Linked DNA regions of Homo sapiens: region 1 is linked to region 2. Evidence: chromatin loops called from intact Hi-C (ENCODE). Cell type or tissue: Caco-2. All regions are shown on one strand. Links, peaks and the distances in the headings refer to the core of each region. The heading gives the core; the rest is flanking DNA.

What was found. Peaks named below come from ENCODE experiments on the same cell type or tissue, not always from the same donor. Only the 100,000 strongest peaks of a DNase experiment are listed, where the experiment ranks them.
Region 1: it touches region 2 in a loop (2.4-fold over the local background); 6 of 110 quality-filtered maps call a loop at or near these places.

What each region holds. Positions count from the first base shown.
Region 1 is chr11:96,213,091-96,229,011 of GRCh38, forward strand. The region is part of intron 1 of MAML2 (mastermind like transcriptional coactivator 2); the gene reads right to left. Among named protein-coding and RNA genes, the nearest start is that of MIR1260B, 120 kb to the right of the region's middle. RefSeq lists an enhancer at 2,320-2,389. In Caco-2, for the core only: no CTCF peak of the experiment used is centred there; DNase peaks (open chromatin) are centred at 7,081 and 9,211; H3K4me3 peaks cover 351 bases.
Region 2 is chr11:96,263,154-96,279,074 of GRCh38, forward strand. The region is part of intron 1 of MAML2 (mastermind like transcriptional coactivator 2); the gene reads right to left. Among named protein-coding and RNA genes, the nearest start is that of MIR1260B, 70 kb to the right of the region's middle. In Caco-2, for the core only: no CTCF peak of the experiment used is centred there; a DNase peak (open chromatin) is centred at 9,554; H3K4me3 peaks cover 167 bases.

The sequences.
Region 1 (15,921 bases), core at 4,435-12,434, 51 kb before region 2:
GAGGTGACCAAGATACAGAGAGTTTAGAAAACTGACCCACACAGGAAAAGAGTAGAAAAGCTAAGTTTTGAATTTGGGGCTTTCTGACTACAAAGCCCATGTGCTACAGGACCCCATTGGAGCTCTTAGAACTTTCAAAGTACTTCAGCATTCTTCCTATTTTAAAAATGTGAGGCTATGAGGGAATATGGATAGGTATTGCTACCTGCACAACAGGTAAAGAAACTGGGAATTTACCTACAACTATACGCCCAGTAATGGAGAGCCCTAATTCAGGTCTCCTAATTCTACTCTACTTTATGATCTTTTAAAGACCAGTAATTACATTACATTAACAAACACTAACCTTGAGACCAAATTTAACATCTTGGAAAGAAACCACTGTTACTCTTATAACTGTATAAAATATCCTTTCTTTCTAGAAATCATAGCATCCCATATGGAAGTAAACTATCTGAGATTCTGCCTTAAGAAGTGTAGATGGCAGTTTAAGTATAGCCCTCTAAAAAGTAGCAGCTTTTCCTACATCATCTTACTAGTTAATCTTCCTGGGAACGGGCTGATATTTACTCATCCCAGGAGACCACTGAATTGTCTGGACTCCAAAAGATACCAAGGATAAGGTTTTAAGTTCCCCACCATTAGTCATCACTTGGAGAAAAGTGACAGAGCTCTTTACAGATGCATTGCCTTGTCTTTGCCCTTAAAATTAACAATTTTCAATGAATTTAAATTAGGAAAAGTCAGTAAAGAGTGCCCTCCCTCCCTTAAAAGTGGTCGGTTCCCTGGGTAAGATGTGAAATACTTGGCAGTCTCCAGACGACAGGATCAGATAGGCTAACAATGAATTTGAGAGCTTGCAAAGAAAAGTTAGACAGAATGGATCAGGTTAAAGTGGACACAAATGCCCAACTACAAATTCTAATTATTTTCCTTCCCACTCTTGGAACAAAGAGACAATTGTAAAATATATTTTGTATGTATATATACACAAATATACATATACATATATACAAATAGTGAAAGTATCTCCTATTATTGATGCTCAGAATTTCTATGGAATATAATATATGTGCAGTTTTAACAGTTGAATAATAAAAAATGAATACTTCCTTAGAACTAGGATATAGCTAATTTCTAATATAGGTCTTTTGAGGCCATGCCTAGGTTATTCTGGTAAACTGATATTGTGGAGAAAACGTTTTTGAGTCACGAAATTCTGGATTCAAATCTTAGCACGTCCTCTTAGAGCTCTGTAGATCCAAGTTACGTAACTTTTCAGAGCTTCAGTTTTCAAAACATCTGTAAGATGGAGGAAAGAACACCAACTTTTGGGGGTTCTTATAAAGATTAAATGTGATAAAGAATGTAATCTCTCTAGAACCTTTAGTTCTCATTTCCTTTATTGCCTCCTATTCCTTTGGTGATCATGTACAACAAAATAGGAAACACTTGCTGATGTTGGTAAACCATGAACTCAACTCCAAAGCAGGAGGTTTAAATAACCAAGAAAACTCCAGGAACTGATGCCATTATTTTCCTAATGAGAAGCACTTATAGTCATGCGAAATACACCACACACTTACTTCTAGGTCATTGGCCAACATTTTTGTCCTGAGTGGCAGTGATTGGCTACTCACATTACCCTCTGAAAGCAGCTCTATTTTAGTAGAAGTTGTCAAGTAGCTGATGTATGCTGAAAACTATAGAAAGTCACCCTTTCCTCAAGTTCTTAATTGCATCCATTTGTTTAAAAATGCCAAAAATGCACATGCTCTGACCTTTCTGAGATTTGAACTCAGATCCAGTGAGGAAGTAGAGGCTGAGGATTAGGAAAGAACCATGTGTCTTTGGAAATTGGCCATGTGCCTCGTCTAGTTGACCTTGGATACTTGAGATTGGGTCCAGTGGTTCCCTCACTTTCTTTGCTTCACAAATTAAAAAGATCTAGCCCATAAGAGATGTCTGTGTGTCCATTTCTTGCACTAGGAATATGGGAAAGCTGCTTAAGAAACTGCTGCTTGCAGCTCATGAAATCATGAGTCATTTGTGTAGTAAAGTGAATTGGCCACTTACATTTGTACAAAGTTGAAAAGAGGGTGGGCTGGGGAATGGGGTAATTCCAACTCAGAAATAAATCATCTGAGTGGACTGTATGCCCCTTGAAATGCTGGGGCAGGTTGCTGGGTTCACAGAGAGCAGGTCCCCAGCACTGACATCCTTCCAAGTAACAAATCTTCATCAAGGCCTCACGACCTCTTTAACACCAGCATATAACACAGAAGATTTCAGATCATAGTGTGCTCTCTCTTCCACTTCCTGTTATTTTTAATTCTCTGCTTTGTTTCATGTTTTTAAAAGTCTTTACTAACACTTCTAGGGGCAGCTTCTGAATGAGACAGTGGCCAGTAATTTCTCTGACGAATACACATTGTTGTCCCCTCTTTGGGGCTGAGGAAATCCGAGGCAGGAAATGGTCAGTGGCTTGTTCAGTGTGGTGTAGAAAGGTAGAGACAGACCGACCTCATGAGCAGTTCACCGGTTAATTAAGCCCACTGAACCCTGCTGCCACCTGGAAATGGGTCCTGGGCTCGTTCCTGCACTTCCTCCTCCACACCTGCAGCTGGGCAGAGCCCAGCTGCAGCCACCCCCCTCGGGTGCTGGCTGCCACTGCTTTGGCTGGTTGTTCCCTCTCTTTAACCCATTTCTTTTCACTCTTGGACCTTTTATCCTTTTCAGTCAAATGATAGATCCAAGTCCAGAAATTACAGAACAACAGATTGGAACAACAAAGGCAATGAGAATGTCTTTCTAGCTTTCTAAACTTAGGCCCCCAAAGACTTCCAAACACATTTCAAAAAATTATTATCTAAAAGCACAGGGGAACAAGTTTAAGGCTGAGACATGTACTGCATATTTTGAGACAGAGTTACATACTCAATTTGCTTAAAAAAAAAATAGAGTATTTAGTATCATATTTGCAGAGTCACATGTCCCAGTCCACAGGAACTACACAAACTGTGTCTTCAGAAGTTGGTAGTTGGTAATCTCTTTTAGGCATGCTTAAACCAGAAGAAGAAGATGTAAAATTGGACACAGGAAAAAGATTCTCAGTGTTGCACAGAGGGAAGAACCAGGAAGATCTTAGCCTACTCCTCAACCTAAACCCTCCATTCATACTTGGCCTTTTCTTTTCAGTCTGTAGTTTGACTTTTCTGCCCTAAAGTCTATGGCCCTGATGAACTCCCAGGAAGAGGAAGCCACTGCTTTCTTCCATTTTAATGCCTCTCTTAAGTCCCACCTCAAATTTCACCTTTCTCATAAGGCTTTCCTCAATTCTTCCCAGAGAATTTTACTTCACTTCTCTTGATTGCACCAATTTTTATTGTTGGTACCATTAAATTTGTAGCTTTACATGTAGACATTTTGGAAGTTTTACATGGGTATGTCTGGTCCTGGTATTCTATTTATCCATACTGCCCCAGAGTGTCCAGGCCATGGTGCACTCCAGATTACTTGTAATAAAATGCTTATGGATCATTTAGGTATGCTGTGTATTACAGACACTCTGTTCTGAAAATGAAAAGCAGAAAGAGACTCAGTCCCTGTTCTCAGGAAGCGTGCAGCCCATTGAGAGAAGAAAGCAGGGAAGCAACTGATTAGAAGCCAACGTAATGTGTTTTCTCACAGAGGGTGTGAATTCAGGGCTGGAGCAACACGGTGCAGGGGCATCCAACTCTGGGTAGGACACTGGGGAGTAGAAGTCAGGGTGACTTTTGAATTGAGACTTGAAAAAGCAAAGGTTCACCAGGAGACAAAGGGCAGGGGTAATTCCACCAGGGGCAGGAGGAGGTGCACAAGCAAATAGGTATGTAAGAGGCCATGAAGCAAAGTATTCAGAGAATTAGGAATATGACTGGAGACCAGGGAGTGTGAGAGCAGGATGGTGGGGATGTGGAATGAAGAAGCAGACCAATATGTTCGAATTCAGTGGATGCATAAGCGCATCCAACATACTTTGCTCAGTGCTCATTACATGTTACACTGCTGTTCCTATTAAAGTATAACAAGTATTTGCTTAGCTATTTCACAATTGATCAATTTTTACTAGCTCCATGTCACTGGAAATATTTCCCTTGATCCTTGCAAATGCAGTGAAGGAAAGTGAGAATGCCACTCCTGTGCATTTACTAAAAGTAACTGCACAAGCGCAAATGCACTGTCCATCTAAATAACCAAAAATATAATAGGACATGGTGACTGTCACTCCACGGTGCTGTTGATACAGTTCACACAGCACTAGATGCTGCCCTGCACTGTTTCCACTTATAGCGTGGTATGTCAGTAGACTCTATGAGACACCATATTTAGATTCCATGCTTCAATCCAGAGAACACTGTCCACCGATAATTTATTCGAGCATCTTCCTTGACTGTGTTATCTGTGTTTTTGCTCTATGGTTTCCTATTTTACAGACCCAACCTTTAAGTCCTTCTCTCTTTTTGACAGTAGAAAAGAATAAGACAGGACAGAGAAGCTTGTAGGAGTAGGTGAAGGTGAATAATGGTTGGCAACTTTCTAGTTGATCATATACCTGAGAATACATTACCCTGATGGAGTGAACGCCTTTTGAAACCACAGCTTCGTTCAGATATGTTATTAGTATTAGATTTTACTATGTAGCCACTGCATTAATTTAGCATCATCGTCTTGACCATTCATCCTTAAAAGTATTAACCCAGTGTAATTCAGTACTTCTTTGGTAAACCTTCCATAGGAAGATTACGACAATTTTAGTGATTATGAACTATCTAGGCTTAGCAGATGCTGGTAATCTATGGGAATCATGACCTGAAAGGATTTATGTCTAAATGTGATTTAAAATCCCCCCTTCAAGACTCCAATTTACCTTTCATGCTTTGCATTCTCTCAAAGTACATTTCTCTGCAGAATACTTTTTCCTACTAAATGATTCCAGGCAAGCTTGATATTACATAGGTAAATACATTTGCTTTCTGCGTCGAGGTACTTGTACTAATTCCAAGTTGCTTTGAAAAATGCACTAGAAAAAACGTTTGGTGTGCCTTTTGAATTTTTCCACAGCAGTGTCAGTGACAGAAGGCAGCTGTAACGCAGCTGTAACCCTGGCTTTGACTTGGTTTAAAGGCTGATATTTGACTCCAACTCCAAAAACAATCATCATTCTTATAATTCAATCCTAAGGCACCATGCATCCTCGGTGAACCCCACTTAATTGTCATCTTTAATAGGGGCACTACTTGGAAATCCAGTTTTCAGCATGTCTTTTTTTATCCTCAGCGTACACAGCATGAAATGCATTTTTATCTTGATGCAGAGCAAGTGACTTACTTGGGTCAACTGACTACTATTTTAAGGCCAGAATTTCTTGAATAAATAAAGTATAAAAACTCAGAGATTTTTATATTATTTCCACAAAATTACTTTTGTGAGGTAACTTCCTGCCCCATTGGTCTCATTTTAAAATGGAGCATATTTTATGGGAATGTATAATACTGACACTTTTTCTTTTTGTTTTTTAGTTTATTTGAGGTCTTCACATAGAAGAGTATTTATGTATGCCAAAAAATTCAAATCTCAAAATTTTCCCTCCAATTCCTGACTGGGTAGGTTGCCAAATAAAATGTAAAAGCCCAGTCAAATTTGAATTTCAGATAAATAACAAATAAGTTTTTAAAAGTTATAAGTATGTCCCATGGAATATTTGAAACATACTTGTACTGAAAGATAATTCATTGTTTATCTGAAATTCAAATTTAACTGAGCATTTTATATTTTTATTTGCTAAATCTGGCAACCCTATATCTGGGGGCACTTGAATTATGATCAGAAGTACATTATCTCCAGATTGTAGGTCTGCAAAATTCCCAAAGGACCATTCTTTTCTTGGGTATGTGCAAAAGTGGAGACTGTCCCACCACGCCATTCCCAAAGGCCCCTGGGGCCATCCGGCTCCGGGTCTAATGGATCTAGACAGTGGAGATTAACCAGTCCCTTCTTTAAAGTATGTTAAAAAGCTTTAAAACAACATAAATAAGGCCCTTCACATACTGGGCACTCAATGTATTTAGGTTGAAATCTTTGATGTTCATTAGTGCCAGTCAAGATGAGGACAGAGATAAAATATGACATCTTAGAAACCATTCCTGTACATGTCTCACCTTTCAATCTAAGCACTTTCGGATTCTTCAAAAACCAGCTATAATTCCACCTTGTTCAAGAGGCCTTCCCAGATCACCTCGGGCATGAGTTCTTTGCCACCTCAACTCTCCAGCATTTATCGTTTATACAGTTCATTTGACGTTTAACATATTTTGCTTAATATGTTAACCATCTTTTCATTTATACATTCTTTTAGGAAAAACATAGATAGTAGAAGCCTTGCACCGTGATTTACAGCATGAGCCTAGGAGTCAGACCAATTTTGGTTTCCAATGCTGCCCTGTCCTGTCTGAGCTTTGTAACCCTGAACAAACATCTTTTCTGAGTCTCAGTTCATTATTATTATTATTTTGAGACAGGGTCTCACTCTGTCATGTAGGCTGGAGTGCAGTGGCACAAGCTCGGCTCACTGCAACTCCACCCTCCTGGGTTCAAGTGGTTCTCATGCCTCAGCCTCCTGAGCATTTGGGATTACAGATACCTGCCACGATACCCAGCTAATTTTTGTATGTTTAGTAGAGATGGGGTTTCATCATGTTGGTCAGGCTGGTCTCGAACTCCTGACCTTGTGATCTGCCCACCTCGGCCTCCCAAAGTGCTGAGATTACAGGTGTGAGCCAACATACTCAGCCATCAGTTTATTATTTTTAATCCCTCAGTAAAATGAGACTATTTCATCATGTTGTATTAAATGAGTTGATGCATGTATAGTGTTAACTCTTGGGAAACACAAAGACACTAAATGGTGGCATGTTGTTATCATTGCCATGATCTTTATATTAATATTACTATCTTCTTTTAATCTCCCACAGTGTCCATGCGTTATCAGGCCCTACGTGAATTGATCAAAGGATCTTTGCCTGAGAGTTGACAGAGGCTCCAAATTCCTTGCTGTCTAGAGAAGGGGGTGGGGGAACACTGCCTGTAAACAAATGAGTGACCCTCCTTCACTCTCTTAGGGTACAGATTTCATTCTCTTATTTCTCTTTCTCTGTGCTCCTTTAAACCTGCAGATTTAAGCCACTGCCTTGTGCTCTGCTTGGGATTATGTGAGAAGCAGGAAAATTTCAACTGCCTTAGAGATTTGTTTCCCTAGTGGCACCGGACATGGTGAGCCCTCCTGGGACTCAGAGTCAGCACATGCTTCCTGCCTTACTCTTTATTGACTATTTGCTGCCTCTTTATTTTTTTCTAAGTCATCAGTGAGGAAGTTGCATAACTTAAAAGCTAAGCTAAGTGGGAGTCTGTTTACTGCAATCTGGAGTCATACATATTATTTATCTTCTTTGCAAGTTGTTACAAAATGCAATGTAAAGTGTTCTTATACATGCAGAATTTTTTTTGTCATCCTTGGGTATGCATGAGCTTGAGTTTTTAACATTTTATTTCTGGTTGTATTATAGGTAATAGAGTAACTTGGAAAAAAGTACAATTTCCTTAACAGTCAGACATAGATTTAAAAAAATACAAGTTTCAAATACATCCTCTGAAACCTCTACTGGATTTTTCAAAATAGCAAATTCAAAATCTTTTATATAAAAAGTGAAAAAAAAAGCATCATCAAACTGAAAGGAGGATGCCTTTCTGGGTTGTTCATTCATCAGGATAATATCTGTAAAACTCTAATCTCTTGGAAGACTCTGGCTAAAACAAATTCATTTTTGGATCAGTACCCAGTGCCTTTTTCATAACAGGTATTCAATGGGCATTTGTTGAACCAACTAATGAGAAAGTATTTATTCAACAAGTATTTATTGAGCACTGAGGAGATGTATTACTATAAAATAAGTTCACAGTATATAGTGTTATTAATACTATGGTCATTAATTAATAATAATTTCACCACCACAACACTGTAATGCAGCCTCCAGAAAGCCAGTGACATAAACTGGAAGTTTGGGTGACAGAGTTTACAGCTTCTGATTATTTAGACTTAAAGCAATTAGCCTTGCTGTTCCCACTGTTAACCACAGAGAAGGACATGTTCCCAAGTTTCCACCTATTCACTTCTTGATTAATAACTTTAAAGTCATTCCAAACCTATCAAGACTCAGAGATAGCGCTGGGCCTTTCCTGTAGTGTGGGGTTTGTCTTCAGGAACAAAATCCCACTTCTGCAGCCTGCAGTGTGACCCATCTGTTTTGTATCCCCTGTCATTTTGGGAACAGTGTAACACTGTGGAGGCCAGGCTATACCCGAGGTTAGAGACCCCACCTTTAAAATTATTACTCTGGGGAAAGCAGGAAATATTGTTTCAATCATAAGGATAAAATATGGACAACTATGAACCACTTAAGAAGTTTCATAGCAGTTGCCTTCAACCACAAAACCAAAATCAGTATTGAGCTCTTTGCTTCTGCACAGTATAGGGAAGATGTGAGTGGCAGTTCAGTCAAGCTTTTTTTTTTTTTTTTTTTTTTACTGTTCTCTGGACCTGATTTTGCACTTGAAAATTTCCAAGCTCTCAGAGTACTTCAGTGTTAATAGAAAACAGCTAAAATGTTGCCACATTTGCAGATGTGGCAGATGTGAGCAGAAGAACAAGGTCAGCACACATAGGACCAGGTCTTGGTACAGCAGGAGCATGTGGAGTTTCCAGAACTGCTTTCAGGTGTTTCTACTCTGTACGGTTTTCATTCCCTATTTCCAATACATCATCCCCTGTGTTTCACCTCATTTCCTCCCAGTTTCCGTTTCTACTTTGTCATATATTAATTTGGACCTTTGTAATCTTTGGTTTCCTTCTAGTGGAATCTGGTGATTTTATTAAAACCAGACCAACGAGAAAATGTTTCCAGGTAAGTCTTCAGGCTGGCAGCCTCTCTTCCAATATCATCCCGGTCCATCAGCTGAGCCTGGTAGGTAATCCCACTGTTGCAGACTGGAGGCTTACAAATGCTGCTCAGGGATAGCACTATGCTTGAAACATACGCCTTGTGCTTTAGAAGCCATGAGTTCCATAAGCGCACGCTGAATATGTTTATTAAAGGACACGTGGTCCCATGGAATGTGGCGCTCAGCACTGCACAGCACTAGCAGTCACCCTGAACACTCACTGTTGTCAGTAGCACCATCCAGACTCTAGTGCAGACACCTCTCCATATCCCCTGCTTTGTGTCTTGGAAGCCCAAGGTGGCTTCTTTTGAGGCTGGATTGTGATGCTGCCCATATCAGAGAAGGACACTTCTTTAGAGAGCAGGGAGGAGTTGAGCAGCAGAAGCACTCAGTTAAGAAAAAGACAAATTAATTAACTTGTCAAGTCTTTCCTCTCAGCACGAATGCAAGGGATAATGAGATATCATTTCCCAGGAGTGCCAAGCTTCCATTTTGCTACTTCTTTTCATGTTCTAATTCGATGCTCCAGAAGTACTCACCTATTACCTTGATAACCCCAAAAGTTGCATATCGTGGCCAAAGAACATCTTGTAATATTAAACAATTCCTATGGCCCTTAAAGTTAAATATATGCAGGTCTAGTAGTGACTAGTGTGCTAGGGATTCTTTGGTAATTGGATCACCATTGAACACTAGAATTACTACCAGTTTTATTTTTATAAAAATATTTAATGTGATTTAAATTTTCAAAAAATATAATTTGTTTCATTTAAATAATTATTTGAATGTTATATTCATTAGTTATACTTTGAATTTTGCCTTTTTTCCCAGAAAACTGAAGATTTTAGAAGAAAACTTTTAGTAGCACAAAAGCTAACCTTTAGTTTTGGATTTTTATTTTTACTTTACATTTTTGATGAAAATAAATTCAAATTGTGTGTACTTTAATATTACACTTCATTTTTAATACTTTAGAATCTAATATTTAGATCATTACTGTCAATAGAAGACACGTTATATGAAAACTGTCATTATAACAACATAATTAGGGAATTGCAGAAATGAAAGCAAAAATAAATTTTACAGATTAAGTAATAATATATTAATTATGTATGACCTAATTTTATTACTCATGGAAACATCACCAACCCCACAACAGAATATTCAGATGTACACAATAATGATTACAGTCATCATGGACATTTTGTTGACTTCAAGAATGACAGCTTTCCATATATTTTTCAATTTTGTCATTATCAACATTTATTTGTCAAGGTAGAAAGACAAAGCATATTTTACTTAACCATTTGTTAGCCTATTTATAATGTTTAATATTTAGACACATAGTATGTAGGCTTTCATTTGTCTTGCCCTGAGTCCTAAAAATGTTAGAGGGTAGATCCAGCCAGGTATTTTCTTTTTTTTTCTTTTTTTCTTTGATTGTCATTTTTTTTAACTTTTATTTTAGGTTTTTGTGCAGGTTTGTATTATATATAAAGTGCATGTCACAGAGATTTGTTGTACAGATAATTTCATCACCCCAGTAATAAGCATAGAACTCGATAGGTATTTTTTTCGGATCCTCTCTCCGCTCCCACCCGCCATACCCAGGTAGTTTCCTCTTTCTGAGGCTTATAGTAGTACTGTTCTTCTGAACTACTGCCTTAAGATGATTAGTTTAGGTACAACACAATTGGGTTTTTTCCCAAGCTATGGAATGTACTCTCTCAATTTGTAGTTTGTTTTACAGATAGGGATAAAAGTGTAAGAGACAGCAGCACTGAATTATTTGATATTATAATCAGTTTCCCAAAGTATTTTTTGACAATCTATGTGTATGATTTAATATGCTCCCATATTTTATGCATAAGGGAAAAGAGAGATACATTATTTTATATTATCTTTGGAGTTAGACAACCCTAGATCTGACTTGTCATTCTGCCACTCACTAACAGGGTGACTTATTTCAACTATTTAAGCCTCAGTTTCTTTATCAGTAAAATGGCACTTAAAACACCCACACCCAGAAGGTTTACAGTCAGTACAAGAAAATACATGTAAATTACTTAGTAGATAGTAAATATAAAATAAATAGTTATTAGTAGTACAATGATCCACATTTTAAAATTCCTAAAGTACCAGTCTATTTATTTACTCAATAACCCTCCTTTTCAAACACTCTGATAACTCTCCACTGCCCAAGGTGTGCCTTGTTACCGTATTCAAGGGGCTCCAATATATCCTTCCAACCTTAAATTCCAACAGTGCCCCAACCCCATGACTACTGTCCCTGGAGATCTATACTTTCCTACCTCTATGCCTTTGCTACCACAATTCTATCTATTTGAATGGCTGTTCTTCTTCCAAGGCCCAATTCAAGTTCTTCCAAGATGTCTTCTCATCTTTCAATGTTAATTAACTTTCTTCTCCTTGTGCCCCCATAACACCTCCTCTGTAGCTCTCTCACAAAACTCAATACAGTGAGCTTCATATCATATTAAGTTTTGTGTATGTGTCCATCATCTCTGTTATACTCTCAGCTTCTCTGGGACAGATTATATCTTTGTCACCTCTGCATAAGTGTATCCCCTTCCCAGAGCACATGACATAGTAATTGGCACAAAGTAGATGCACATAATGTTCTTTACTTGAATTTGTTGAATCTACTTCAGAGGAATAAAAAGAAAATAAAAACAAAATTAGGTCATTATTTGGATTCTTCAAGTACTGGTGATTCTTGTTTTCATGGTTACAAGGATTTTTGTTTTTTTTCAAAATGACATTATTTATACTTTAAGACAGTTAGCTAATTTCCAGGAAAAGCACTTTGTCTAAAAGCACTTCTTATTGACAAATTGAACATTGTGATACATTGCACTACTTTAGAAAACATGCAATTCATGTAAATACTCTGGGGGAGTTTCAATGTTTAGGTATTTTAGTGTTTTCAAATCTCTACAAATTCTTTGCTATTCCTCTTTTCAGAAAAGGTGAAAACTACCTTCTTCCTGAGTGCAGGTTTGACTCAGTGACCAGCTTCTAAGGAACAAAATAGAGGGGAAGGAAGTATGGTGTGCAACTTTGGAACTAGGTCATAAAAGACCATGCAGCTTAATTTTTGCTTTCTCTCTTTGATCACTTGCTATAGGGAAGCCAGCCACCATGTCAGGAGGACAATTAAACTGCCCTACAGAGAGGCTCACATGATGGTGTCACCTGTCAACAGCCTTTGGAAGCAGATCTTCCATCTCTATTCATGCTTCAGATGATAGCCCCAGCATACAGCTTGACTGCTACCTCAGGAGAGACCTGTACCAGAACCACCCAGCTAAGTTGCTCTCTGATTCCTGACTCTTAGAAAGCATATGTGGTAATAAATGTTAATTAATTTTGAGGTAATTCATTATTCAGAATAATAACCATGGCCAGGCATGGTGGTTCACACCTGTAATCCCAGCACTTTGGGAGGCTGAGGTGGGTGGATCATTTGAGGTCACAAGTTCAAGACCAGCCTGAGCAACATGGTGAAACCCGGTCTCTACTAAAAAATACAAAAATTAGCTGGGCGTGGTGGCGGATACCTGTAGTCCCAGCTACTTGGGAGGCCGAGGCAGGAGACTCACTTGAATCTGGGAGGCGAAGGTTGCAGTGAGCCAAAAATGGGCCACTGTACCCCACCCTGGGTGACAGAGCGAGACACTATCTCAAAAAAAAAAAATTAGATAACCAATACAGATTGTACAGAGATCGTACGAGCATTCTCATTGTAGTTATTCATAGTTTTAAATCTATGATCATTAATGTCCAAGGTAGCAAGGAAATTTGAGCTGGTTATCAAAAATTGTAATCTGGAACCCACCTTTAGTTGATCACCATTCATTCAATTAATTACATATTTAGCAAATACTTATTGTCTCCTATCAGCCAATCACTATGCTACATCTTAGAAATACAAAGACAAATAAGATATGGTGCATGTTTTTAAAGGCTCAATATCCTAGTGTTCCCCACCACAGATAGCATGGGGATTGAATCTGAGGAGGCTTTATTGCCTAAAAAGTTATTTAAGAATGATTTTATGTCACAGGGAAAGAATTTGGGTGGAATTCAAGAAAAGACTCTGGGCCAATTACAGTTTTAGCAGGTAAGGTCCCAAACAATGCCAGACCAGACAAACAGCTTCAGGCTTTGAAACTAAAGACAGTGGTCTCAGGTTGTGTGACAAATAGAATTCTATGCAATGGCCTGTCTGTCTATATAGTCTCTCACACATAAGAGCAATCATTGCCAATAATGCCATCCTCAGGCATGAAGGACAGTGACATTAATGGGAAGAAAAATATTCCATTAGTAAAACATCCCCTAATTAATTCTAATCTGTTCCCTGGAAAAGCTGCTCTAGAGGAAAGATTTTTTTTCTCCACATGCCAAACTGCCAAGCATTACTTTGGAAAATTTTCCATTTAGTTTCAAGGAATATTAAAATGTTTCACTTAGCAAAAATTAGAAATGAATCTATTTCCTAGCTCATATTATATATAAAGATAAGATTTTTACAGACAGTGTCAATTCTTAATTGAGCATATCAGCTAAAAGCAACTAAATTCTATTAGTCTCTGAATTGACATTTATTATTATTCTTATTCTTTACTATAAAAATGCACTTAAGTACCTAAACTGCATGCCATCTTAGAAACTGTGATACAGCAATGACAGATGTAGCCCTTATTCCCCTAAAAACTTTAAATTTGTCAGATAAAATTAGCAGAAAACAAACAAATCAAAACTGCATAAAATAGAATATCTTCACATCAATTCATTAGTGAAACAGTAAAAAATGTTACGTTCAATGGAGGAATATGAAACACAACAAAAGTGACAAACCAGTAGCTACACTATGCCTCAATAAGTATTCACAGAATCAGCAACATGTCAAGCTGTCTCCTACCTCGGGGCCCTTGTACCTGCTAGCCTTTCCCTACCCAGCAAGTTCTCTCTGCTTAGCTATCATGTTAATCCTTCAGATCTGAAAGCATGTGCCCCTTTCTTCGGGAAGTTCTCCTTGACTCCCTAAAATTATATCAAGTTTTCTGACTCTCTAAACTTTCCTTAATATCACTTATTATAGTTCATAGTTTCCTTCTAATAGGTATATACTTACCCTAGTACCTACGCATAATCCTGTAGTGATCCATTCCTTAATATTGCTTTTCATAGTTCACAGTTATACATTTATGTGATTATTTCATAAATAAGTCTCATTCACAGCTATACTGTAAGTTTCATGCCAAGAATGCAGGGAGTGGTTCTCTCATCCTCCTGTTTCAGCCCAGTGCCTGGCACACTGTGGTTGCACAATATATATGTGAATAAATGAATAAATGAGCAGTATAGTATGTGTTCAGAGCATGAGCTCTGAAGTTAAACATATTTCAGTACAAACACCATAATCTCACTATCCAATTATGTGACTTTTGACATAGTTTGCTCCTCTCTGAGATTCATTCAGTTTTCTCATGGGTAAAATGGAAATAATAATAATAGTAGTTTCCTTATATGGTTGTTGTAAGTTTAAATGAGAAAAGGCATACAATGTGTTTTGCTTAACACCTGGCAGAGAACAAGTGTTTATTGTTGTTGCTGCTGTTATTATTTATGTCTCTGTCGCCATCGAATGAAATCATTACAAACTCGGCCAGGTGCAGTGGCTCATGCCCGTAATCCCAGCATTTTGGGAGGCCAAGGCAAGCAGATCGCTTCAGCCCAGAAGTTTGAGACCGGCCTGGCCAACAAAGTGAGACCCCTGTCTCTACAAAAACTACAAAAATAGTGGAGCGTGGTGGTGCACACCTGTAGTCCCAGCCACTCGGGGGGCTGAGGTGGAAGGATCACTTGAACCTGGGAGGCTGAGCCTGGAGTGAGCTGAAACAGTGCCACTGCACTCCAGCCTGGGGGGAGAAAAAGGGAACACTACAAACTCAATTCTCTCATATTTTTTTCTTCTTGTTCAGGAAGGTGGGAGAGAAAGTACTGATTGAGTCTATCTCTGATGAGCTTCTGGACAGCCCAGTCTTGGCCACATCGGGTTTCCAGACATTTTTGCTGCCTGGCTAACTCCCCATGGCATCAGCTAACTTCAATCACTCCCTCCAGCCATCACCAGGCTGGATTCTTGGTTTCCTATTACTATCTAGAGGTAAAGCTCTTTAATTTATCTTGCTTTTCTCCTTCATGCTAGCACCCAGTTCCTAGGATATGACACTGTGTAGAGCTAGGTCAGAAGAGAAATGAAGTCACACTCAAAAATGGTTCCACTTTTCCAACTTCCAAACACTTTCCCCAAGTCAACCATGTACATACACCTTGACTTTCCTCTCAGGATGACTTCCTGCCACAACTAATGGAGTGCCTGGCTAAAAATAAACAAATAAAATAAGAAGATGGCCGCTGTCCACCTTCCATTGGGACATTTTACTTTTGAGAACAAACATTTAGTCACTGAAGCTGAGGAAGTCCTCATTCAAGGACAGGGTTTCCTTGCTCAGTCGGCCAGACCAGACCAGACAAGCCTCATGCGCCTGAAGGTCCTGGCTCCTGGACCCTCACTGTATTTATAAAGTCTTAACAGAGTGACTGTGAATTCCATTGTGGTGATGCTGCCTCCGGCTGGCAGATGGCCATGGTTTCTAGACTTCATAAGCAATTTTGAGGCCTGCAGATATGGGCATTGAGAGCACTAGGCTCTCCTTTACATATCTATGTTCACGCGGTCTCTTGTAAAGTTATCTTTGACATATTTTAAACTTATTAGTTGTTTTCTGAAAATGTGGCTACTTCTAGTTGAACAAAAAAAAAATGCTCCCTAGTCTCTCACCTCCTGAGGCA
Region 2 (15,921 bases), core at 5,021-13,020:
CACCTCTTTAATCAATTCTGATTTATTCAACTTTTCTTTTATTACAAACTAGTCAAAATATTCCCCAAAATGTCATGTCCAATTCAGGTATGTTTTGAATACACTGCCTGTCATTGTTAAAAGCAGGACTGAGATCTGTAAGAGAGACCAGCATTGTTTGCCAATGTTTCAAAGCCATTTAAAAGGCAAGATAACTTGGAATAAACAGACTGAATCAAAAAAGGTTAAAGCTATTACAATTCAACAATTTAACAACAATATTAGTCATTGTTATTTCACAATAATATGTTCAGCATTTCTAAAGTGTTTCTCAATCAGAAAATGTTCATGTATCTTACAAAATTTTAAACTACTGATGAGTCACACATAGCACCTTAAAAGGAAGTCTGGTGTCCATTGTGAAAGATAAGAATTTAAGAGGCAGATGATCTCCCACTAATGACATACATTTATCCAAAGGTAAAGCTAAGATAGTTCTGAAAGAAAGGAAAGGTGAAATGGGATCCTGATCTTTTATACAGTACATCCTCTAGCCACAAGGGAAATTCCTTTTGAGTCTGTACTTGGGCTCAGCAGGTATGGAGGGGGGCTGGTGGGACCACAATGACCCCTTTGAATGGTCAAAGTGGTTGGTATCATTAAAAGAGCAACCAAATTGGAGTCAAGAGACCCAAATGTATGTTTCCCAATCCTTATTTATTATTTGTGTAGCCTTGTGCATGTCACCATCTTCCTGGGCCTGTCTGTGCCCTTATAAAAGATCTATAGCATTAGTGTATTAACAGACCTCCTTAGGGGGATTTGGTGAGGGAAAATTAAGGAAATATGTAGAAATCACTCTGAAATAAATGTTGGTTATAGTTATAATTCAAAAAAGACCCAGATCACTTCTTTAGAGCCTAAAAGCCAAGTATGGACTAGAGTGCCAGAGTGTCTCTTGTTTGGGCTATTGTTCTACATTTACCCACAATTATCTCAGCAACTATTCATCCCCAAGTAACCTAACTGGGGGAGCCTAGCCCAATGCAGAGGTTACAGGTCCGTAACTTTTGTAAAGCCCCCTCACAAACTAAGATGTCAGCTGCTGCCAAATTAGTTACAAAGTATGGAACCCATCCATGTGTTCGTTTTTTATAAGGCCCAGACCCCCATTCAGTTTAGTATCTGGAAACCCTGACTTTTGCATGCTGCTGGAGAAAAAATTATCTCCAAACCAATACCTACCTCTGGCAGGAATGTGCATTGGAACAGATTGAGGCAAAAATAACCCATTTGAACACAATATGCAACAGTGTATACAAATATGTTTTACGGCTGGACTTGAGTTCTGATTGTTAACATGTCCTGTTTTGTGCCACTCACTCAAAAATGTGTTCTATTAGGAGTCAGGTTCTATTCCTGACCCTCTTAGTCACGCTGGGCAAGGCATTTCCATTTTCCTTAGCTTTATCTTAACCATCTTGGAATGTCTCCTCATCCACTCTACCGTACTGGTTTCAAGTTATGTCTTCTAAGCTAATAACGGAGGGTCCACAAATTAAGCATTACAAATTGTACTAACTACTGTATTGAAGTAGGAGTCATGACCCCAAACCACTTCTTAAAATGCTCCTGAAATGAAAACGTTGAAAGGAGTACAAATCATTGCTTCAAATACTCTAAAAACTAGTTACCACACAGCATATCTTATTTCGGCATAGGGTACTTATTTAGTTTTGCAAGAACACATTTAATACCCTAGATATGCCTTTCTTCAGCTATAAGCCCACTACATCCTGTGAGGAGAAGAGTTTGAAGAGCAAGACCTTCTGGCTTTCAAAAGTTAGCAGACGGTCAGGAATTACCAATACTGAGGCTGTTAACATTAACCTAAAGAAATCAAGGCATTTCAAATTGTTACATAACTAAACCATGTTATTTATTCTTTGTACACAAATACATAGTGTCAGCTGACTTTCATTAGGAATGTGGTAGAGACAGCTAGAGGACAAGCTACAGAAGAGGCCCAAGCAATTGCCAGTACAAGCAGGCACGATGCAAAGCATTTCTGCCTGTGAAAATGGACAGAAAAGTGGCTGGCTTTAGCGCGGGGAGGACGAGGGGAGAGTTGGCAGAGGCAGAAAATGTGATGGAAAAACAACAGAGTTATTTTCCCCATGAATTACTCTTGCAGGTTGTGTAAACTTTCAAGTGAATAACTAGAATATGGCTTATGATGTAACTGAACAGTACAGAAGTCTGCACAGAGAAAGTCCTGTTCAAAAGAGAAGGAACACAACCACTGGTGAAAGACAGCTCAGCAGAAATGATATGGAAGAGGGGAAGGGAAGTGCTGGGTAGAGGAAGGCATGGTCCCAGGTTAGGACTCCACCCCCACGGACCTAGGTGAGGACAGGCATTTTTGTTTTCCTGCCCAAATGCTACATTTCCCAAGACCACCCAGGCCCCCATCCTGTGCCTATAAAAACCCGAGACCCTAGCAAGGCAGAGACAGAAGCAGCTGGACGTGGAGAGGAGCACATTGGCAGAGGAACACACAAGCGGCTAGACGTTGAGTGGAACTCACCAGCAGGCACCAGCAGGCCACTGACGGGCAAAACAACACAGAGTTTGGCTGGGGCAGTTGGAGGAGCGCTCGGCCCCCAAGCGGCCCAACTTATGGGGAAAATCATCTCCCTTATGGCTCCCCCATCTGCTGAGAGCTTCTTCCACTCAATAAAACCTTGCACTCATTCTCCAAGCCCACGTGTGATCTGATTCTTCCACTACACCAAAGCAAGCACCCCAGGATACAGAAAGCCCTCTGTCTTTGCCACAAGGTAGAGGGTGTAATTAAGCTAGTTAACACAAGCTGCCTTTGGATGGCTACACTAAAAGAGCACCCTGTAACACATGCCTACTGGGGCTTCAAAAGCTGTAAACATTCACCCCTAGACACTGCCCTGGTGTTGGAGCCCCACAGCCTGCCCGTATGTATGCTCCCTTAGAGGCCTGAGCAGCAGGGCACTGAAGAAACGAGCCACTTCCCCATCGTACACCCTGCGAGGGGGACAAAGGAACTTTTCCCATTTCACCTCCTCTGTCAGTACCAAGCTGGTCTGTATGAGGACGGCAGTCTTTGAAAAACAACATATTGGCCAGGCGTGGTGGCTCACACCTGTAATCCCAGCACTTCGGGAGGTCGAGGTGGACAGATCACGAGGTCAGGAGATTGAGACCATCCTGGCTAACACGGTAAAACCCCATCTCTACTAAAAATACAAAAAAATTAGCTGGGCGTGGTGGTGGGCACCTGTAGTCCCAGCTACTCGGGAGGCTGAGGCAGGAGAATGACATGAACCCAGGAGGCGGAGCTTGCAGTGAGCCGAGATGGCACCACTGCACTCCACCCTGGGCAACAGAGTGAGACTCCGTCTCAAAAAAAAAAAAAGAAAAACAACATATTGGTGCGATTCTGAGCTTCACTGACAAAGTGAAATTGACTACCTCTCTAACTGATTAACTATATCTCAATTTCAAATACTGACCACAAAGGTAGAATCTAATTATGAACTGACATATTAAGACCTAGGTGCTTAAATGGTAGGATGTACTTATTCTAGGCTTCCTGTGCTATGACAGGCTTTTACTCTTATGTGGTTAGGTATGTTTCCAGGGACATGCCTCGGTGAATATCACACATGGAAATGTGGTTAATAATGAGCCCCTTCTGTGATGGAATTATTATTCAAGGTATATAAATTTAGAAATACGTGAGGCTTAATAAAACATAACGTTATTGAGAAGTAAATCTCCCATTGAGCAAATCATACATTATTTCACATAATAGGTCCACAGATATTTTTAAGAGAGTGAATGAAAGGCCATGTAGCCTGCTGAGGAACAGTATGTCCCTAATGTATAGTTTTATATATGTGTAAAACCTAGGAGAAAATAAAGCAGATTTCCTTGCAGAGGTAGCAAAATTGTCAGCTACTTGGACTTTCAGGGAAAATACACAGTATTTGAAGAAAACAATAGTGGAGTCAGTGCCAAGCTGATGAGTAAAGTACAGAAACACATTATAATGGAGATGAGCTGGTTTAAATAAGCCCTAAGACAATCAAAAAATTATGTCTCCACTAAACAAAATTTCTATCCCACATATTAAGACTGTGACACAAATAGACAAAAGAGAGGAAATACATGATTATAGATGCTTAATTCGGCCAACACAAACACAGCATATCCATTTCAACACTGTGTGGAATTATTCAGCTTCTAGCTAGGGGAAAAAAGAAAAAAAGCATCAGGAAAAACAAAAACAAAAACAAAATCAAAATCCTTTCCTACAGTTCCCTCAAGGCAACCAGAAAGTGAAACTTAATTAAACAAGTGAAATGTAATTACCTAATGCTTACCGCACATGGTGCTGATTTTCACTTCACATTCTAGGTTCATTATTAACGGGCTGGTGCTGCCCAGAGGTAGGAATAAAAATTCTATGTAGGGGTAACCATTGGCAGGGAGCAAGAGAAGGAAAGTGCTACCTGTTCTGACCTCCCTACAGGGGCTCAATTCCTCCAGTCACTAGTTTCAGCTAGTCACACTTCAGGCTGAGACTGTGAGTAGAGTCTAATTATGGGAGGGCTGTCCCTCAAGCATGGTGGGAGGTAACCCCACTCTCTGGAGGAAGCTGAATCTGAATCTGGGGTTTTTTACACCTCTCAGGACCTCACTGTGATTGCTCACTCAGCCCACTTGCTATTTTCATGCACTGTTTAGAACAACTCAGCAGTTTCTTTTATAGGAAGAGGCATTTGACATAAGGCACCTGTTGAAACAATTTGAAATGTGATTTCATCATGACTCTGGAAACATGGAGATGGCTTTCTTTTGTTGACAGGTACATACATTCAGAACCAGAAGGATGCCATCTCTGCTCTCTATGATTTCATTTTATTATGAAGTTTGATGCTATAATGGTATTTGGATATCTTTATTTAACTTTGTATTTCCCTTTCTACCATAGCATCTTTAAGCATACATCTTAAAAAGTAGGCTGGGTGCACTGACTCATACCTGTAATCCCAGCACTTTGGAAGGCTGAGGAGGGAGAGTCACTTGAGTCCAGGAGTTCGAGAGCAGCCTGGGCAACATAGCAAGACCCTGGTCTTGACAAAAAATAAAATAAAAATTTCAAAATTAGCCAGGTATGGTGGTGTACTCCTGTAGTCCTAGCTACTCCAGAGGCTGAAGTGAGAGGATGGCTTGAGCCCAGGAGTTTGAGGTTACAGTGAGTTATGATCACACCACTCCAGCCTGGTGAGAGAGGGAGACCCTGTCTCAAAGCAAAAAAGTAAGTAAATATTTTTCCTACCTATGTGGCTTCCAAGGAACAAACATTTGAAAAATCAAAAACCCTACTTACAAGGAAAATTGGTATATGATATGGTTTGGCTGTGTCCCCACCCAAATTGCATCTTGAATTGTAGTTCCCCTAATTCCTATCTGTCATGGGAGGGACCCAGTGGGAGGTAATTGAATCATAGGGGTGAGTCTTTCCCATGCTGTTCTCGTGATAGTTAATAAGTCTCACGAGATCTGATGGTTTTATAAAGGGGAGTTCCCCTGCACACGATCTGTTGTCTGCCGCCATGTAAGATGTGACTTTGCTCCTCATTTGCCTTCTGCCATAACTGTAAGGCCTCCCTCACTATGCAGAACTGTGAGTCAATTAAAACTCTTTCCTTTATAAATTACCCAGTCTTAAGTATGTCTTTATTGGCAGCAAGAGAAGAGATTAATACAGTATATACATCAAGCAAACACTAAATTGCTCGAATAAATGCATATTTGGATTAGAATAAATCTCTAAAACTGAGAAACATACTCAGAAAGTTATGAAACAATATAATGTTGGCATCATAATCCACTTCATTCATATACCATGGAAATGACTTGGTTATTTTTATTGGAACTGCTAGAGGGAATCAAATATGCACAGACTTTTGAGAAATTTCAAGTTGCCTGTTATTGAAGATGATTAAGACGGATGACTTCATGGTGGGCATACTGCATCAGGTAAGGGATTGAACTAGGTTTCCTCTTAGCTCTTTTCCAAAGTGTCTATGGTTCTGTGAATCTGGTGAGATTTCTATGGTAGAAAGTCACATGAATCATCATTGTAGGTTTATGCTTCAGCTCTCCATTCAGCCTAAATAGCTATTGTATGTTATGTTCCTGAGAAGGTATTAACATGGTTGTTACTGAAGGGACCAAGGCTATTTCCTTCTGTTTCCTTCCACTCACTTTGGCATGTCCTAGTAAGTATATATATAATCCATTAAAAACCTCTTTTTGCTTTATTTTTTGAGGTACATTCTTTTTATTTTGGGGGGAAATGTCTTGCTCTGTTGCCCAGCCCAGAGTGCAGTGGCACAATCTCAGCTCACCGCAACCTCTGCCTCCTGGGTTCAAGTGATTCTATGCCTCAGCCTCCTGAGTAGCTGGGATTACAGGTCCATGCCACTATACTCAGCTAAGTTTTGTATTTTTTATAGAGATGGGGTTTCACCATGTTGGCCAGGCTGACCTCAAACTCCTGACGTCAAGCGATCTACATGCCTTGGCCTCCCAAAGTGTTGGGTTTACAGGTGTGAGCCTCCATGCCCAGCCTTGAGGTGCATTCTTCATTTGGCTTCCAGGTTGTTCTCCTTCCTCACTTACCACTCCTTCTAGTACCCTCTGGGAGTTTCTATCCCCTTGACCTCTAAACGTTGGGAGCCCCAGAGCTCAGAAACCTCTCGTTAAACCTCATGGCTTTAAATATTTAAATTAGCATAGCACTGATGACTGACAAATGTATGTCTTTAACCCAGACATCTCCCCTGAACTCCAGTCATATACACAAATGATATCTCCTTAGATGGCTAAGACTTGACATCCAAAACTGAGCTCTTGATCTTTTCCTCAAAACTCAATCCTCCCCAGTTTTCTTATCCTTAGTAAAGAGCAACCCCATCCTTGTAGCTGCTCCAGTAAAAAGACTTGGCATCTAGGTTGATTACTCTTTTTTTAAACCTTACATCCTATCCACTAAAATTGCTGGAGTCTCTACCAGATATCCAGTATCCAACAAATACCACTTCTGACACTAGCAGTCTGTTCTGAGATACCACCATTTCTTTTCTTTGAGATGGAGTCTTGCTCTGTCACCCAGGCTGGAGTGTAGTGGTGCGATCTTGGCTCACTGCAACCTTTGCCTCCCGGGTTCAAGCAATTGTCCTGACTCAGCCTCCCGAATAGCTGGGATTACAGACGGGTGCCACCACACCTGGTTATTTTTTTGTATTTTTAGTAGATATGGGGTTTCACCATGTTGGTCAGGCTGGTCTCGAACTCCTGACCTCGTGATCCGCCTGTCTTGGCCTCCAAAAGTGCTGGGATTACAGGCATGAGCCACCATGTCCAGCCACCATTTCTTATTAATACAATAGCTTCCTATATAATCTCCTTAAAATTTCCCTCCTCCTGTCTTTTTAAAAACACAACAGCGAGAATGATCCATTGAATACCTAAGTCAGATTATGCCACTTCTCTGCTTAAAACCCTCCAGTACCTTCCTGTAATGGTTAACATTAACTGTTAATTTGACTGGATTGAAAGATGCAAAAGTATTGTTCCTGGGTGTCTGTGAGGGTGTTGCCAAAGGAGATTAACATTTGAGTCAGTGGATCGGGAAAGGCAGACCCACCCTCAATGTGGGTAGGTACCATCTAATCAGCTGCCAGTGTGGCTAGAGTAAAGCAGGCAGAAGACGTTGGAAAGAGCAGACTTGCTGAGTCTTCTGGCCTCCATCTTTCTCCTGTGCTGGATGCTTCCTGCCCTCGAACATCAGACTCCAAATTCTTTAGCTTCTCGACTCTTGGACTTACACCAGTGGTTTGCCAGAGGCTCTCACACCTTTGGCCACAGACTGAAGTCTTCACTGTTGGCTTCCTTACCTTTGAGGTTCGGGACTTGGACTGGCTTCCTTGCTCCTCAGCTTGTAGGCAACCTATTTGTGGGACTTCATCTTGTGATCCTGTGAGTCAATTCTCCTAATAAACTCCCCTTCAGGTATACATATATCCTATTAGTTCTGTCCCTTTAGAGAACCCTGACTAACACAGATTTTGGTACCAGGAGTGGGAACCAGTTAAGACTTTGGGTGACTGTTGGAAGGGTGTGATTGTGTTTTGAAGTGTGAGGACATGAGATTTGGGAGGGGCCAGGACTGGAATGATATAGTTTGGCTTGGCCCCACCCAAATCTCATCTTGAATTGTAGTTCCCATAATCCTCACTTGTCATAGGAGGGACCCAGTGGGAAGTAATTGAATCATGGGAGCAGTTACCTCCATGCTGTTCTCATGATAGTGAGCAAGTTCTCATGAGATCTGGTGGTTTTATAAGGGGCTTTTCCCCCACTTTGCTCTGCACTTCTCCTTGCTGCCACCATGTGAAGAAAGATGTGTTTGCTTCCCCTCCCACCATGATTGTAAGTTCCCTGAGGCCTCCTCAGCCCTGCTCAACTGTGAGTCAAATAAACCTCTTTATAAATTACCCAGCCTCAGGTATGTCTTTATTAGCAGCATGAAAACAGACTAATACACTTCCCATCTAATTCAGAACAAAAGCTGAAATCTTTTCAGTGGTCTACAAGGCCGTATGCAACCTGCCTCCAAGACCGCATTACTTCTTTGATATCAATTCCCATTTCTCTCTCCTTCGCTTACTGCTCTGACCATATGGGCCACCTTGTTATTCCTAGAGCATTCCAGGGATACTCCTGTCTCAGAATGTTTGCACTTTTTCTTCAGCCTGCCTAAGAATGCTCTTTCCCCTGATGTCTGCTTGGTACTATCCTACACCTCCTTCAGGTCCTTGCTCAAATGCCACCTTCTCAGTGAGGCTTCTATAACCTTCCTATTTAAAACTGACTCCTTTCTCTGACTTATTTTATACCACAACACGTGCCACCATCCAACATCCTATGCATTGTACTTGTGTTGTGTTGTGTTTTCTCTGCTAGAATGTAAGCCCCATGAGAACAGGAATTTTTGTTTGCTCAACATGTGCCTACTACAGTGCCTGGCATATAGTAGGACTCAATAAATATTTGAGTAGATAACATTTAAATATGCTTAAATTTCAATTGTTACATATATTGAAACCTCTTGGTTTACACGCCTCTTCCAGGTTAAGGGCTTCTGTGATCTCACAAGAGGCATCCACCTTATCAGGGTCAAATTTTTCAGACATTTTTCACATAAATGGTCAACTGCCTGAACCTAAAAAGTTTTTAGAAAACAGGACATATTATGAGTGGGAAACAAACAAACAAAAACCAACATATATTTAAATACCTTCCAAGAAAATCTCAGAAGCAGCCCACCAGATTTAGATACTATATACTTGGCTATGTTGTTTTGCAAAGGCTGGAAACATAAGGAAGTTCTGGAAGTCAGCAAACACCAGTATTTGGCCTTAAAATGATTTAACACACACAAAAATGGCACTGTGCCTTTGGAGACCTGGAATGCAGCATTACAGGTTTTCTCCAAAACAGTTTCATTTACTTAACATTACTCTGACCCTTTAACTTCTAACTTGCTGTACAATTAAGCTATTTAAGCCTTCGACTTAGTGCTCTTTGTGCTACAATCTGGGTCTAAAGTGAAGCAAAAACCACCCTACACCTTTCTGTTTTACTTAAGGTTATTCTGTCCCATGAAGAGGTTTACATATGCAAATTTTAGCACCACATCTGTTTAGCACGCAGTTGTAAGGCTGAGACTATTTCTATTTTACTTTTTCATTCCATAAACATTTATTCAGCCCCTACTATATGTGTTTCAGGCACAGAGAATCAGAATTTTTTTTTCTTGCCTGTTTCAATGCAAAAAGTTCCTACGTAATGCTGATCACATTAAAGTTTGTTACCATGGAAACAAGAGGACAGTCACAATCAGAACTGGCATCAAGTTGCATTGAAAGTAAGGTACTGCTTCTGACAGCAATTGAAAACAATCTGAATTCTGTACTGTTTATAAATCAAGGCAATAATCTTGTCTGTCTTGCACAGCCTTTCTTATTTCCCCATAAAAGTTGTAAATGACTTTTGGAAAAAAAGTTTATCTCTTGAAACGTATTTTTTTTTAAAGTTCAAATTAGATTAAAAGGAACACAATTTACTGGGCTTCACCAATATTTGACCTGGGAAAAATTAGGCTACCCCAAAATAGTAATTTCATGCAAATGAAGTAATTTACTGTCATATGTTTAAACAAATGGTTGTTAATTTTGGAACTTTTTTTCTTCTTTTGTAGCTTTCATCCTTATCCTTGTTTATCTTATTCATATTTTTTCTTTCTATTGCAAGTTATTCTCCATAGTGCTAAAAAGAAAAAAGAAAGCAAACATCATCGGAAATATGAATAAGGGACCTAAGTTAGAGTCCAGTTTAGTCTATGTAGTAGTTATGTGACTTAGGGCAAGCTATTTTATGACTGTGGGACTCAGTTTTCTCATCTGCAAAATGGGGGTGATACTCCCTAAATTATTGAGATTTAAATAAGACAATTTGTAGGATGCCTGGTATATAACAAGTAAGGAGATAGCCAGCCTCCATATCAAATTTGTGATATAAGGCAAGATGCTTGCCTTTCCCAGGCCTTCATTTTTCATATATCAAATGGAGATTTAAAACTTTTCATTTACTAAACTCTTTGGATTGTTGCAGGGGTCAAATCCTTATTTTTACATTTTTACAACATGTAATTCCCATTCATTATAAGATAGTATCATCCTGTTATCCTGTCTCCTTTCTTAGTTGCAGTCTCTCTTGGTATTTTCATTTATTCCTAGTTCTTTTTCTTGTTTCTTTTTCTTTTTCCTTTTCCTTTTTTTTTTTTTTTTTTTTTTTTAGAAGGAGTCTCGCTCTGTAGCTCAGGCTGGAGTGCAGCGGCGCCATCTTGGCTCACTGCAAGCTCCGCCTCGCGGGTTCACGCCATTTTCCTGCGTGAGCCTTTCTGCTAGCTGGGACCACAGGAGCCCGCTACCACGCCCTGCTAATTTTTTTGTATTTTTAGTAGAGACGGGGTTTCACGTGTTAGCCAGGATGGTCTCGATCTCCTGACCTTGTGATCGGCCCACCTCGGCCTTCCAAAGTACTGGGAATACAGGCGTGAGCCACCGCACCTGGCCCCTACTTTTATAAAGGATTTCTCATCTTTTTCTTTATAGACATCTTTACACGTCTCTTTCTCTCTACTATAGCTTTCCTGTTGTTGTATTTTTGTTTCTCTGTTAACTATAAAGTTTTAGAGTATTTCTTTTATTTGTCCTTATTCCTTATGAATTATGTAGTTATTTCTATTATGAAAACTTTAAAAACCAGAAATATTAAATTAGGTATTAATTAATGTTTAATTATAGGTTTAGTTAAACCTATTAATTAATTAAACTATTACTAATGAAAAGGCTAGCAATGTGGAATTGCATTGGAAAAATAAAACATAAGTTGAAACAGATGCTGCTCATGAGCTATATAGCTCATATGTCTAACTCTTTTATATCTGGATTAGATGTTTAATTTGGAAAAAAATGCATTCTTTTTGTAAATATTCAAATATTGCTAAAAGGTCTAAGAAGAAAATAAATATCACCTGAATCTAATACCCTAGAGATCACTACTGTAAATAGTTTGATGAACTTGTCATGAATCTCAATGTATATATGTGCATATTAGATATGTATAATTTCACATAAATGGGCTCATTTATACATATTTTAAAGTCTACTTATTCACTTAATTTATTGTTGCACTAATTCCATGTTAATGTATATGTATTGTATCTCAATTTTAATGGCTGCATAATATTCCATTGTATAGATGTATCATAATATATTTAATAAATTCCCTATGGGTGGACATTTAGGTTACTTGCCCCTTTCTGCTATAATAAAAATGCTGCAGAGAATAACCTTTGTGCCCAGATCCCTTTAGAATAATGGCTAAAAATATAATTAATGAATGAGTTCTTAAACATATCCTAACTTTTGCATTTTCTTCTTTATCCAAACACTAAGGAATTTTTTTTTTTTTTTTTTTTTTTTTTGAGACAGAGTCTCGCTCTGTCACCCAGGCTGGAGTGCAGTGGCGTGATCTCTGCTCACTGCAAGCTCTGCCTCCTGAGTTCACACCATTCTTCTGCCTCAGCCTCCCGAGTAGCTGGGACTATAGGCACCCGCCACTACGCCTAGCTAATTTTTGTATTTTTAGTAGAGATGGCCGTGTTAGCCAGGATGGTCTTGGTCTCCTGACCTCGTGATCCACCCGCCTTGACCTCCCAAAGTGCTGGGATTACAGGCATGAGCCACCACACCCGGCCAGAATTTTTCTTTCTTTTTGTACAACTCAGACCATGTGACAACTTAAAGTGAAATTCAACATCAGTGCTGTTGTAGGTAAAACTGCCTGAAGCAGGACACTTGAGAAGTGTAGAAAGCTTTGTTTTTCCATTAATTTTCCCTAAGTTAAACATTCCTACCATAGAAATAATAGCACATATAAAAATATTTCCTTATCCTACAAATCAATAAAAATAAAGACTCTTCAGCTGGTCTCTATGTCTGTTTTAACTTACCTACCTAATTATATCTATTATAATTAGCCATATCATCAATGTCGTTAGCTCTTCACTATGGGTAAGAGCTAAATATTTTAACCCATAGAAGGTCCTACTTCCAAGCTCCAGGAACTTACATTCCTTCATCAAGAGGGTTTTAGAACGACTGGAAAATGTCTAGCATGGTGAGTAGGCTAAGTAAGAATGTTCTAGCCAGGAAGATAGCAGGGAAATCAGTTTTCCCTCACATGCTTGTGCCTGAGGGGATTTTGCTATCTCATGTCCATGAAAACAGGTACAGAATCTATAATTCTCAAGAAAGGAAAAAGGTAAAATAATATCAAAGCAGCTACCGGTTTCCTGGTCCATTCTCTACTTCTAGAGAAAGCAGTAACTGACAGAATAATATAATGTCAGAGACTTTTGTTTCCTTTTTCTCCTTCAAATGGATCCACTTTACTGAGAGGAAGGCTATGCACATTCACTCTTGCTGACTGATAACTCTGAACTGTGCTGTTACACCCTTGCCATCTCTCTCTCTTGGAAAAGATGGTTTTCTGCCTATAGAGAGGACAGGAAGAACAATTTCTTATCCTTGTCAGTGCCCAACACATTTTAAACTTAATCCTAAAATCTAAAACAGCAAAGTCACAGAGGACCGCATTTAAGGAAAGAAAAGTCCTTGTCTGTCTTTGAACAGAGCACCCTCAAAAGCTGAGAGTGACACCTTAGGGTCATGCCAGCCTGTACCGACAACCATAGTTCCAAGGCCAAGTTTAGGCCAAAGAAGATTTTATAATTGAGGCAGAGCATAAGAACTAGCTTTTTGGATCCACGTAGTTAAATGGATCCACACATTGAAATGGCAATGTCTGTGCCTTTAAAACACCAATCAGGTCGAAGTGGCTTGCGAAAAGGCTACTAAAAAACAGAAGAGGAAAAAAATGTGGTTAGCTCCCCATTTTCATAATTATTTCTCCCATTTCCTCCTCTCCATAGCTTCTCAGACCCAAAAAAAAAAAAAAAAAAAAAGCTTTTAATCCTTGCTCTGTGCAGTTATAGTGGAAACCTAAAGGAAACCTAAATCTGGATAGTACTATGATAAATATTGTAAGATTTATGCACTCATCCCACTGATATTTATCAAGTGTTTAGCTCATACGTGCAAGGTACTATCTAAAGCCGAGTGCGGCAGGCCTCTGTACACAGAGCAGGATTCATGCTCTGTAAAAACTCACAGCATGAAAGATAAGCTCAGATATTTATGATACAAGGCAATATATTTAAAGTGTCAGTTCAGTGCCATACTCAGTATAAAAAAGAGAGGAGTCACCCACGGAATGTGTTGAGAAAAGGCATGTAGAGGATACACCATTTTTACCAGGCCAGGAACTATAGCAAACTTAGGACTTCTGTATCTCGATTTTTTTTTCTTTTATTGATACATAATATTTTACATCTTTATGAGATGCATGAGTGTTTGTTACACGCACAGAATGAGAGATGATCAAGTCAGGGTATTTGGGGTATCTGTCACCTCGAGTATTTACCATTTGTATCTGTGGGTATCACTTCATGTCTTCTCTTCCATTACTTTGAAATATACAAAATATTGTTGCTAAGTACAATCACTGTATTCTACTATCAAATATTAGAACTTACTGTCCAGGCGCGGTGGCTCACGCCTGTAATCCCAGCTCTTTGGGAGGGCCGAGGCAGGTGGATCACCTGAGATCAGGAGTTTGAGACCAGCCTGGCCAACATGGTGAAACACCGTCTCTGCTAAAAATACAAAAATTAGCAGGGCGTGGTAGCAAGCGCCTGTAATCCCAGCTATCTGGGAGGCTGAGGCAGGAGAATCGCTTGTGGTTGCAGTGAGCCGAGATCATGCCACTGCACTCCAGCCTGGGCAACAGACACTCTGCCTCAAAAAAAAAAAAAAAAAAAAATTAGAACTTTCTAAAATAATTTAAAATGGAATAAAAGATATCTTAGAAGAATTAAATCCTGAAGTACTAATTTAGTATCCTGAAAAAGTTAATAAGGTAAACAAAATAAATGGCCTGGCACATAGTAGGTGCTCTAGAACTGCTAAAACCCTTCTGTGGGAACTTTTTTTTTTTTTTTTCCATTCTCCAGGGCAGTGATTCTCAAGCTAGATACACAACAGAATCATCTGGAGGACTTGTTAAAACAGAATGCTAAGCCCCATCCCCAGTCTCCAATTCTGTGGATCTGGGGCAGAGTCCAGTAATTTGCATGTGTGATGCCGCTGCTGCTGCTGTTCTTGGAAGCACACCTTGAGAACCACTGCCTGGGGAACAGCTTAGCTGCTATGAGAATCTGATTCTGTGTTCATATTCCGTATCACAGATAGCTCTTGGCTTTTCAATTGTGGTTTCTTTTTTTAATGTCTTACTAAGGGGGAAAAAAAGGAACGCCACTTTATATAAACCTGACCTTTTGGTAAGCCTGGGTAGTAACTTCCCATGTGGAGTAAATTAATCTCTTTCATGCATGCCTCGTGCTCTGGAAAAAGTAAAACAGATTGTGTTAGACATTTACCAAGTACTTTTTCTGTTGGTGGTCACTGCCCTAAGCCTATCAGAACTGGTTTCTACCCTTAAGAAGCTTACAATGTAGTAAGGCGGACATCCCAACAAACCAGACATTGGAGTTCATTGTGTGAGGTGCTATGATGGATTATAAGACATTATGATTGACTGAGTATTATGAAGGGGTGAAGCAAACTCAAGCTGGCAAATTAGGGAGGAGGTAGATCACACAGGCTTTCCTAATGGGATTACTTATGACTCATTGAGTAGTGAAAGATGAATAGGACTTTACTAAACAGAAACTGGAAGGGCTTTCTGGGCTAAGGGAACAGCACAGAAGCATCAAATACACTTTACCTTTCTAGGGCTGCCAGTAGTTTAATTCAGCAATACCACATCACAAAGGTCTTTGTGTGCTTTGCTAATGAGTTTGAACTTTATCATAAAAGCATTTTACAAAGATCACACTGGCAGCTGCATTTTGGAAGGGATTTGCCTAGAGGTAGGATAACTGCGGGGGGTATGTCTATAGCAATAAAAGTGAGAAAATATGAGATCTGAAGGAGCTAACATTGTGGCAGTGGCAGTGGGTATAAAGGAGAAGGGAGGACTAGAAGAGATATTTAAGATGCAAACAATGTAGGAACTGGGTGATTATAGAACTGAAAAGTGAGTGAGAGGGAGGAATCCATGAGAACTCACATATTTCTGGTT